Regions from separate parts of the Homo sapiens genome. Here all the other regions are linked to region 3. Evidence: chromatin contacts called from ENCODE Hi-C data. All regions are on one chromosome and are shown on one strand. The core of a region is the stretch at or near the end of the contact, and the rest is flanking DNA. Distances in the headings are between cores, read along the strand shown.

Region 1 (3,213 bases), core at 95-2,594, 380 kb before region 3:
CTTGGGAGGCTGAGGCGGAAGAATTGCTTGAACCTGGGAGGCAGAGGTTGCAGTGAGCCGAGATCGCACCACTGTACTCCAGCCTGGGCGACAGAGCAATACTCTGTCTCAAAAAAAAAAAAAGAAAGAAAGAAAAAGAAAAAAAAGAAAAAAAAAAACCATGTTGCCATATACTTAAGAGATATGGAAAATTGAAATAAATACAAAAATCAAATATATGACAAGGCACAGTTTTCAATGAATTTTAAGTTTCCAGCTCCAAGACCCATTTGAAGTACCATTCCTCAACCTCATACAATGGTTAAAAGAAAAATTCCTACCTTACCTGCTATATGAGTGGCCACTTTATGTGCTTTATTTAAACTTGATCCTCACAACAACTTTTTGAGGTGGATATTGATAACACTATATTAATAGACAAGCAAAAAGAAGACTAAGGCTCAGAGAAGATAAGTAACACTTGGCTGATAAGTAAGGACAATAGTTAATTTACAAGCCCAGATCTGTTAATATTACTTTTGTTTTTCATGTATGTATATTATTGTTAAACTCTCAAGCCCCCCTTTTTTTGGCCACTATGTTTGTTGACTTTCACTACTCACCTTCAATATAAAGTCACCTATTCCCAGTTTTATACCTAACGTAATCCCTCAATCAACCACTATATATAGGATTCTTCATTACTTTTTTTTTTTTTTGAAGGCGGGGACAAGGTCTCGCTATGTTGTCTAAGCCGGTCTCAAACTCCTGGGCTCAAGCAGTCCTCTCATCTCAGCCTCCCAAAGTTCTGGGATTACAGGTGTGAGCCACTTCACCCGGCCCAGGATTCTCTATTACTTTTTATAACTCTTTCCTATTTCTTCCTCCTAGCTGATTTTTCTGATCAAAGTGATCCCCGCTTGCCAATGCACCTTCCTTTCGAGCCTCGTGGTCCTTTCTTCTCAGGGCTTCTCACCTGGCTTCTTTCTCCCCACCTTTCTACAGCCTCCAGAGAGGCCCACATTTCACCTCCTCCTCCCAGCCCCAACACGAGTTGCAGTTCAGCATTTTTGCTTCCCACCAACATTTTCTGTTGCCATGGAAACCATGAGGCGGTGCTGGAAGGAGGGGGAGTCTTGGAGGCAGTCACTGCTGGCCTGGGGGTGGGAAGGAGTTGGTAGGCAGCTGGGGGAGGGGAGGAGCAGAAGAAGAGAGGCTAGAAAACAGAGCATCAGACACCAACCAGAGACTGATGGAGAAAGGGACTTCTCAACTCCCTCCGAGGGATCAGGAGAGGCAGGGGGAGAGCAGCCCAGCACCCGGCTGGCTTAGCAGCTGCATCTTTCCCATGGCTGAACAGAAGGAGGCTGAGTAGGCGGCCCCCTGTGGTGACGGAGCCCGGTTCCCAGGCTGCTTGTAATCTGTCCTTAATTTGCCACAGAGGAAGTTAACTTTATGTAGCTAAGAAAAAGAAAGGCTCAGGGGAGCCATCATCACAGAAAATAAATATGTTCCCATTATAAATGAAGTTACAGGATAATTTACAGTCTCAGAAGATGAGGAGATAGGAGGAGACAGGGAGAAATGGCCTGTATCTATTGAAAAGTTTAGGCTAAAAATTAGGAAAAATAACTTTACAGGAACGGTTGGTTGTTCTGCATAAACAACTGAGACAAAGAAGACAGAGCATTTTCACTGGCAGATAATTTAGTTGATGCCTCCCAGACACTTACTATTTGTGCTTGGCCAAAGTCCTGGGACCCTCAGACTTTGTCATGAAATTTGAAGAGTGAGGCTTCAGCATATATTGCTCAATCAGTTTTGTGCCAAGGGGAAGACATGACTAAGAACTGGAATCAAACAGGAAGAACTGAAAGTGAAAAGTCATCTTAATAAGCATTAAGTAAGTTAAGAAAGCAAAACTAAAGAGACTCATGAAATCTCGTGCAAGATAATAATTCATTGCTTAAACCAAGTGTTTGTTGGGTGTTCATTGTGTGCCAGGGACTGTCCTGGCCCCTGGATGTTGGGAGAGCAGGTGGACAGGCAGAAGGAAGAATAAAGCAAAGACGAGTAGGCAACAAACAGCCACTGGTTTTCTGGAGCTACAGACCAAGTGGAAGAGAGAGGTTCACTAACAAATCATTACAAGGCAATATAGTAGAAGTTTCCAGCACAGATGTATTTCAGATGCTGTGGCGTGTCATAGAAGTCTTGTTTAACTCTGTGGGAATCAGGGATGATGTCACAGAAGTGGTCTTTGAACCAGTCCTTAAAGGATGAGTTGAAGGGGTCAACAGGTACAGAAGCCCAGGAAGAATATCTGGGCAGAGGAAATAGCATGTACCAAGGGGCATGAAGACACAATAGTGCAGAGTATGTTGAGAAGACAAAGTGGTGTTACTGGAGTTCAGTGTTTGCATGTGAGGAATGGAAGAAAGAGGCAAGAAACAAGGTTAGAAAGATAAATTAGGATCAGCACCTCAAATGCCATCCTGTGAGGCATTTGAACTTAATCCGTTCAAAATGTGGGGAGTAAGCACACTGACATGTCAGGATTTGTTTATTAATACTCTGACTTTGATGGCACTATAGAGGATGAGTAGAGAGGGAAGAAGGACACAGGAAGAGGAGCTTATTAGCTGATGTGGCTATAGTGATGGACAGAGAAGAGTCCGGGATATTGCAGCAGAAAAAGGAATAAAACATAGTAATCCTTGACTTCAGGAGTGAGAGAAAGGGAGGAATTAAGGATGGCTGAGGGAGGCTTATAAGGATGAATTCAGCCTAAGCAAGTAAAAATTCCTTTTACAAAAATATACATGATGCCACCTAATCTGGATTCACATGCTATTTCTTCAAGAGCTGCAGAAGAAAAAAAATCAATTAAATTTTACTCTCCCAGCTTCCCAACCAAATGGTTCCTAAATATAAGACTCATCTTTCATGTTTCACAAAACAAAATCATATGTTAAGAAATAAAAGTGGAAGAAATTGCTGGATTACTTTTAAGTTATTAAGCAAATGGCAACCATCAGTATACCTTGATGTGCCATTTAAACACATTGTACCATGGCAAATGGCAAAGATCATAAAATAGCATTGGTAAAACTAGACACCAAACTGCTAAAATTGATATAACTGTACAGAAGACAAAAAAAAAGATTATTGTGTTCCTCTTAAAATTGACCATAACTAAAATTTTAAATAAGGGACCAACCTATTACTCATGAT
Region 2 (2,988 bases), core at 449-2,948, 360 kb after region 3:
TGAAGCGGTGCCCCTGTCTCACAGCAATCCCAAATGAGATGTTTGTAAATTGTCAAGAACTTTGGGTGTTATTTTTCCACCTCATTATAGATTTACTCTACACCATGCAGCATGTTTGGAAGCTACCTGAAAACAGGAAGAAAGTAGACCAAATTAAACAAAAAGCAAAAGAAAAATGGGGATCTCTTTGAAGCCAAATAAGAACTTGGGCAGCTTGTAACTGTGATCACCCCTACAGCCAGAAAGCCTCACGAAAATGGCAGAAGCTCTGTTTAGGGGACCACAGGCCTGTGTCAAAACAGACAGAAATGGTTTCTGTTGAAATTATATATCAGTGCTACAGTAAGGATGCCTGCCTCCCTTCCTCCCTTCCTCCCTTCCTCCCTCCCATTTCTTGTCTGTTATATGATGGGCATGGTGCTAAGAAAATGTAGGAGTTCACAACCCAAAGTGGGGAGAGGTCTTTAAACCTGCCGCCACGACACAAGGCAGAAATAGCTGGAATGGGAGTTGAGGGTTCTAGGTGCAGCTGGACACCAAGGAAGGGGCTCCCAAGACTGATGGTGGCAGTTGAGGAGTTGTTCCTTTCATTTCGGCCTGTTTATTAAGGTTTGAGTTCATATTTTGTTTGCACATGTTTGTTTATTTCTGTATTTACTTTTTGAGATGGAGTCTCACTGTGTCGTTCAGGCTGGAGTGCAGTGGCGTGATCTCGGCTCACTGCAAACTCTGCCTCCCGGGTTCAAGCGATTCTCCTGCCTCAGCCTCTCGAGCAGCTGGGATTACAGGCGTGCACCACCATGCCCGACTAATTTTTGTATTTTTAGTAGAGATGGGGTTTCACCATGTTGCCCAGGCTGGTCTCAAACTTCTGACCTCAGGTGATCCGCCTGCCTTGGCCTCCCAAAGTGCTGGGATTATAGGCATGAGCCACCGCTCCTGGCCTGTATTTGTTTATTCAGTATTTATTTGTAAAGTATTAGAAACTGGCTTTATACTGTAGACCTGGTGGACGATATCTGACCTTCATTTAGCCAGAACATACACGGACACCTGACTTTTTTGAGATCTTTTCTGACAAAACTCTCTCCTTGGTGCAAGATGCAGAGAGGATGCTTCCCTTTGGCCTAAAGTATACAGTGCTTGCATGGGTTTAGGAACAGTTCACCAAACCCTGGTCTTTGTCCCAACATACCCCTGTTCATTTTATGCTAATTCAATTCCCTTCACTTTACTCCAACTCAATTACATTTTTTTTTTGAGATGGAGTCTGGCTCTGTAGCTCAGGCTGGAGTGCGGTGGTGCGATCTCGGCTCACTGCAACCTCCGCCTCCCAGGTTCAGGAGAGTCTCCCACCTCAGCCTCCCGAGTAGCTGGGACTACAGGCGTGCGCCATCACACCCGGCTAATTTTTTTGTATTTTTAGTAGAGACGAGGTTTCACCATGTTGCCAGGCTGGTCTTGAACTCCTGACCTCAGATGATCCGCCCGCCTCGCCCTCCCGAAGTGTTGGTATTACAAGCGTGAGCCACCACGCCCGGCACAATTACATTTAATTCAACTCAATTTGGTTCAGAATATTTCCGAGCATTTGCAAGGCGCTTCAGGTCCAAGGACAACCAAAGCGCGGATCAGTTTCCTGGTTCTGACAGTCTCCATTGTGGCCACTGGGTGGCAGTGTGTCACACGGAATGTTCATTCCGCGGGACTGCCGAGTGGCTCCTCCCCAAGGCCTAAGGCTCAGAGATTGTTGCCTCTTACTTGGATTTATTTAATGTACACTTTCAAATTGAAGCGACAGCTGGTATTATAGCCGTGCGTGTGCAGTATATGTGCTTAATTATACTGTGGAATTAAATTCAAAAGGGTGAGAATGTGGTTACATGTGTATGTTTCCAAAGCCGGTTCGAGTTCGCAGCTTCTGCCTGGGGCTCAGTCAGGGATGAGGAAAGTGGAGAGGAAGCCGAGGGAAGCCTCAGACCGAGCGGCAGGTGGCATCAAAAGGAAACTCTGCAAATTTGGCTTCCTGGGCCACTGACAGCCACAGCCCCGAGGTTCCCTTCCCTGCCTACCTGCTGCCTGAGGGTTTTTCTGGAACGGTCAGATTTTTATTATTTGTTTTTTCCAGTATCATGGGCATAAAATGGTATCTAAATGTGATTTCAATTTTGTGTTTCTATTTTACCTGTGAGGCTGAACATCTTTCCACAAGTTCATTGGCCATTCCTCGTGGAGTAAATGATGGTCTCATTTTTATCTGCTCAGATTTCAAGGTACCCATTGTTAGTTTTTTTTTTTTTTTTAAACAGATGTTCTCACATAACAAAGCCTGTCCGTGGTATTTTTCATACCAGCTAAGATGCTTTTGGCCTCAAGTTACAAAACACACAACTAACAATAGCTTAAATAACAAAGATGGCCAGGCTCGGTGGCTCATGCCTGTAATCCCAGAACTTTGGGAGGCCAAGGCGGGTGGATCACCTGAGGTCAGGAGTTTGAGACCAGCCTGGCCAACATGGTGAAACCCTGTTTCTACTAAAAATACAAAAAAATTAGCCGGGTGTGGTGGCGCGTGCCTGTAATCTCAGCTACTCGGGAGGCTGAGGTGGGAGAATCGCTTGAACCTGGGAGGCGGGGGTTGCAGTGAGCTGATATTGCGCCACTGCATTTCAGGCTGGGCCACAGAGCAACATTCCGTCTCAAAACCATAAACAGAAACAAAACAAATAAACCCCCCAAAGCCCCCAAACAACAACAACAAAAAACAAAGACATAGAATCATCTCATAAAATAAGAATCATGGCTGTAGGTGGTTCCGGGGTAGATTTAGAGGTGGATGTAGACCCGGCTGTCCCTGTCTTTTTTTTTTCACCATCCTCAATATGTTGGCCAGATCTCTTCTGGTGGTCCCAAGACCCCTGTTGCACTTCCAAGGAGCATGTTCTTATTCTACATAAGTAGGAAGCAGGAAGGAGGATGGCAGGAGCC
Region 3 (3,247 bases), core at 511-3,010:
TACAGGCGTGAGTCACCGCATCCAGCCAGGATGGTGAGACTTTTTACATGACTAATTCCCCCAGAGTAATGTTCCTAGAGGCCCAGGAGGAAACTGCAAGACTCCTCATGATTCAACCTCACAAATTCAGCATGTTGCTTCTGCTATATCCTATGGGTCAAGCAAGTCAGTAAAACCAGTCCAGATTCAAAGAGCAGATTCGACTTCTCAACAGGGGAACACCATGGTGTGCACGGGAGGGGAGAGTTGATGGCAGTCATCTTAGAGACAAGCTGGGTAGACACATGGGTTGGGCCAAGAGTGGGGGATTTTGAGCACAGATATTGGGTCATGTCAAGTTCTGTAACTTTCTGTCTCTGTGATGTCTGGAAAGTTATTTCACCCCTCTGAGCCTCCACTGCCTCATCTATAAAATGAGGATAATATGCTACTGCATGTGATTTGGTAAGACTTAAATGAAACAAAGATAATGCTTGGCACATCTCTCACACCTATTAAGTTCTCCCTTAATGGTAGCTAGACTGAGTATTAACTAGAAATGTTACGATTACTCCAGTTAGTCCTGTGGATATTCATTCATTCATTCAGCAAGCAAGCAAGCATTTCTTCTGCACCTGGAATGTGCCAGACCCAGTACCAGGCGTTGGCCTCCCCACAGTTGCAGGGATAATATGTTGAAGGCAGAGACAGTTGGGCTTTCAGATTTTCTGGGTGTCACCATGGGCTCTTCAGAGCCAGCCAGCATCATTGAGGTTTGCAAGATGGGCTTCTCACCTAAGCCTTCTGATGTTACAATATAATTTTCAACCTCATCCCGGTAGAGTCTCCTCGTACATGATAGCAACTCTCCTCCCGTTTCAGATGGTAGGGATGTTAATAGGAGAGGCAGGAGAATTGAACCTACAAAAAAATGGGGGTTCTTTCCCCATTCACACATGTGTCCTGAGGTCCCATGGGATGAGCATCTGTTTCCCCGAAAGGGCCCTGGTGTGTCGGGATGGGCAACACAGCACTTGGAAGGTGTGTCTCGGTGCCCATGGGCCCTCCTGGCATCCAGCATCAGTACCACAAACAGGAGGGCTGCAGACAAGAGAGGAAAGGTAACAGTGTCCAATCCTGTACTATACATAATCACAAAAGAAACTTGACAAAGCATTCTAAAATAAAACCAAAGCAAGAAGTCAAGGAAAATGTAAGCGGAACCAGAAGAAGCCATTAGGCAGGAAAACTTAATCCAACAGTCTGGTCTGTGTGTCTTATTTGAGCAGTTTCCTAATACCAGGAACTAATTAAAAATGAAAGGGCAGGACTTCTAACACATTCTCTCCCAAAACCTTTAGGCTTCCCATAATCATGTGAAAAACCTCACTTGCTCAAATGAAGGTCTTTTTACTTTCCTTTGAAGATCCTGGAGCTTTAAGTAGATCTCGCTTTCAGTAACTTGTTTTTAGGTTAATGGTAAAGGAATTCACACTCATTAAGTTCCACTGTTACAGCAGATAAAGACCACATGTTACAGAATCACTGAATCTCACACCTTCATCTTAGTCTAGTTTCCCACCCAGAACAGGAATATCTGGTACATGTCCCCAACAGATGGGAATCAGCCATCTTCCACAGTAGCATGAACAAGACCAAGAGCCTGTGTCTTCATTGTGAGACTACAGAAGTCGGAAGCCCTGCCTGCCTTTCAGAGGGGACCCACGCAAACACTAAGAGGCAAAGCTGACAGTGACGTGAGTGCCAAGTGTAGGCAGTGGAAAGAGCTCAGCCCTCTTTGTGCAGTGATGGTCAGAGCTGTCTCCCAGACCTCCTCCACTATCATTTGCTGGTGCGTTACTAATTTACTAGGCTGACTCATCTCTGGAGGCAAACATGGGCTCAGTGTTCGTTGCAAGGAAGTGCTCAGCTTGCTGTGCAAGGTGCAGTATCTCCAGCAGGCAGATGTCTGTCTTGTAGGGTCAGTATTTCCTAGCAACTCACTTAAAGGAGACAGACACATCCTCTCTCAAACCGACTCTCAAGCTCAGAGGCATTTTCCCCACTTGGTTCTGAGACCATCACAATTGATCTGGCATGGATCTGGAATCTGGTTGGTCTAGAACCCTTGGGCCTCTTTCCCATGGCCTCAGAAGGCACCATCCTGCATCTTCCTCTCCATCATCTTCAAATGCGAACAATCGCAAACACATCTCCCCAGCAGCAGTGTGGGAATCGGGCTCCCAGAGCGCTTGATGAGGGTGGAGATGGGCAGGAACAGAGAGGGCCAGCTTAGTTGCAATATCAGCATCAGCAGAATGACATTTCTGTGATTTTTGAGAAACCGTGAGTGGACATTCTAGGGACATTCATCAGAATGAAAACTTGGATGGTCAGGCACGGTGGCTTACACCTATAATCCCAGCACTTTGGAGGCCGAGGTGGGTGGATCCCCTGATGTGGGGAGTTCAAGCTCAGCCTGACCAACATGGAGAAACCCCATCTCTACTAAAAATACAAAATTAGCTGGGCATGGTGGTGCATGCCTGTAATCTCAGCTACTTGGGAGGCTGAGGCAGGAGAATTACTTGAACCCAAGAGGTGGAGGTGGCAGTGAGCCGAGATTGTGCCATTGCACTCCAGCCTGGGCAAAAAGAGCAAAACTCTGTCTCAAAAAAAAAAGAAAAAAGAAAGCTTGGGGCAGACCATGCCTGCTCTCAGCTGCTACAGTGACCTTCAGAACACTCTCTGTGACCAGTATGCATCTGCTTCTCTGATGCTCTGTGACCTCAGGGTGTGGTGGCCACCCTGCCTCTTTTGGGTCAGACAATGTGATGGTTTCTCAGTGAGAGAAGACAAGGGGAAGCTGTGCTTGGAAGAAAAGGCAGAAATCAAAGATACACATTTGGAGAAGAGAAGAAAGCTAGAAATCATCTTGAGAAAAGGACTGATTGAAGGTCGGAAGAAAAGAACTTTTCTCCCAGGCGCTGCTTGGCGTGGCATCTAGCCTGACAGAATCACCTGTCTCTTGCTGATTTCATGATAAAATATAGAGTGGACCCACAGGGAGAGCAAAAGCCTCAAGAAATAGCTGGGGAATTGGCTCTGTTGGAGCACTGTTTGCGTGCTCACTGCTGCGACTGTGAGCCGCCACACCAGCATGACTAATGCCTCTCCTCTAGGCCTAAATTAGATTTTGATTGTGTTTCGTAGATGTTCACTGAATCACAGATGTTTGAGGTAAAAAGACCCAAACTTCTCAGGAACA

The links. A loop is a pair of places that touch in the nucleus more often than their neighbours do. Pooled maps may share reads with other maps.
Region 1: a loop to region 3 is called in a pooled map, with 9 times the contacts of the local background. The contact joins two enhancer-like sites. A Hi-C loop is called at or near these places in 3 of 37 single-sample maps with no recorded cell type and 5 of 50 pooled maps.
Region 2: a loop to region 3 is called in a pooled map, with 4 times the contacts of the local background. The contact joins two enhancer-like sites. A Hi-C loop is called at or near these places in 3 of 37 single-sample maps with no recorded cell type and 7 of 50 pooled maps.

The regions. Positions count from the first base shown.
Region 1 is chr12:99,129,967-99,133,179 of GRCh38, reverse strand. All of the region lies in intron 15 of ANKS1B (ankyrin repeat and sterile alpha motif domain containing 1B), which reads left to right. Among named protein-coding and RNA genes, the nearest start is that of APAF1, 490 kb to the right of the region's middle. RefSeq lists enhancers at 1,129-1,198, 1,899-1,948. Within about 2 kb of position 1,344, at least 8 of the 41 ENCODE cell types and tissues checked have a DNase peak (open chromatin) inside an H3K27ac peak, as active enhancers do.
Region 2 is chr12:98,396,386-98,399,373 of GRCh38, reverse strand. No RefSeq gene overlaps it. Among named protein-coding and RNA genes, the nearest start is that of TRD-GTC1-1, 110 kb to the left of the region's middle. RefSeq lists an enhancer at 1-522. Within about 2 kb of position 1,698, at least 11 of the 41 ENCODE cell types and tissues checked have a DNase peak (open chromatin) inside an H3K27ac peak, as active enhancers do.
Region 3 is chr12:98,752,849-98,756,095 of GRCh38, reverse strand. All of the region lies in intron 25 of ANKS1B (ankyrin repeat and sterile alpha motif domain containing 1B), which reads left to right. Among named protein-coding and RNA genes, the nearest start is that of APAF1, 110 kb to the right of the region's middle. Within about 2 kb of position 1,760, at least 2 of the 41 ENCODE cell types and tissues checked have a DNase peak (open chromatin) inside an H3K27ac peak, as active enhancers do.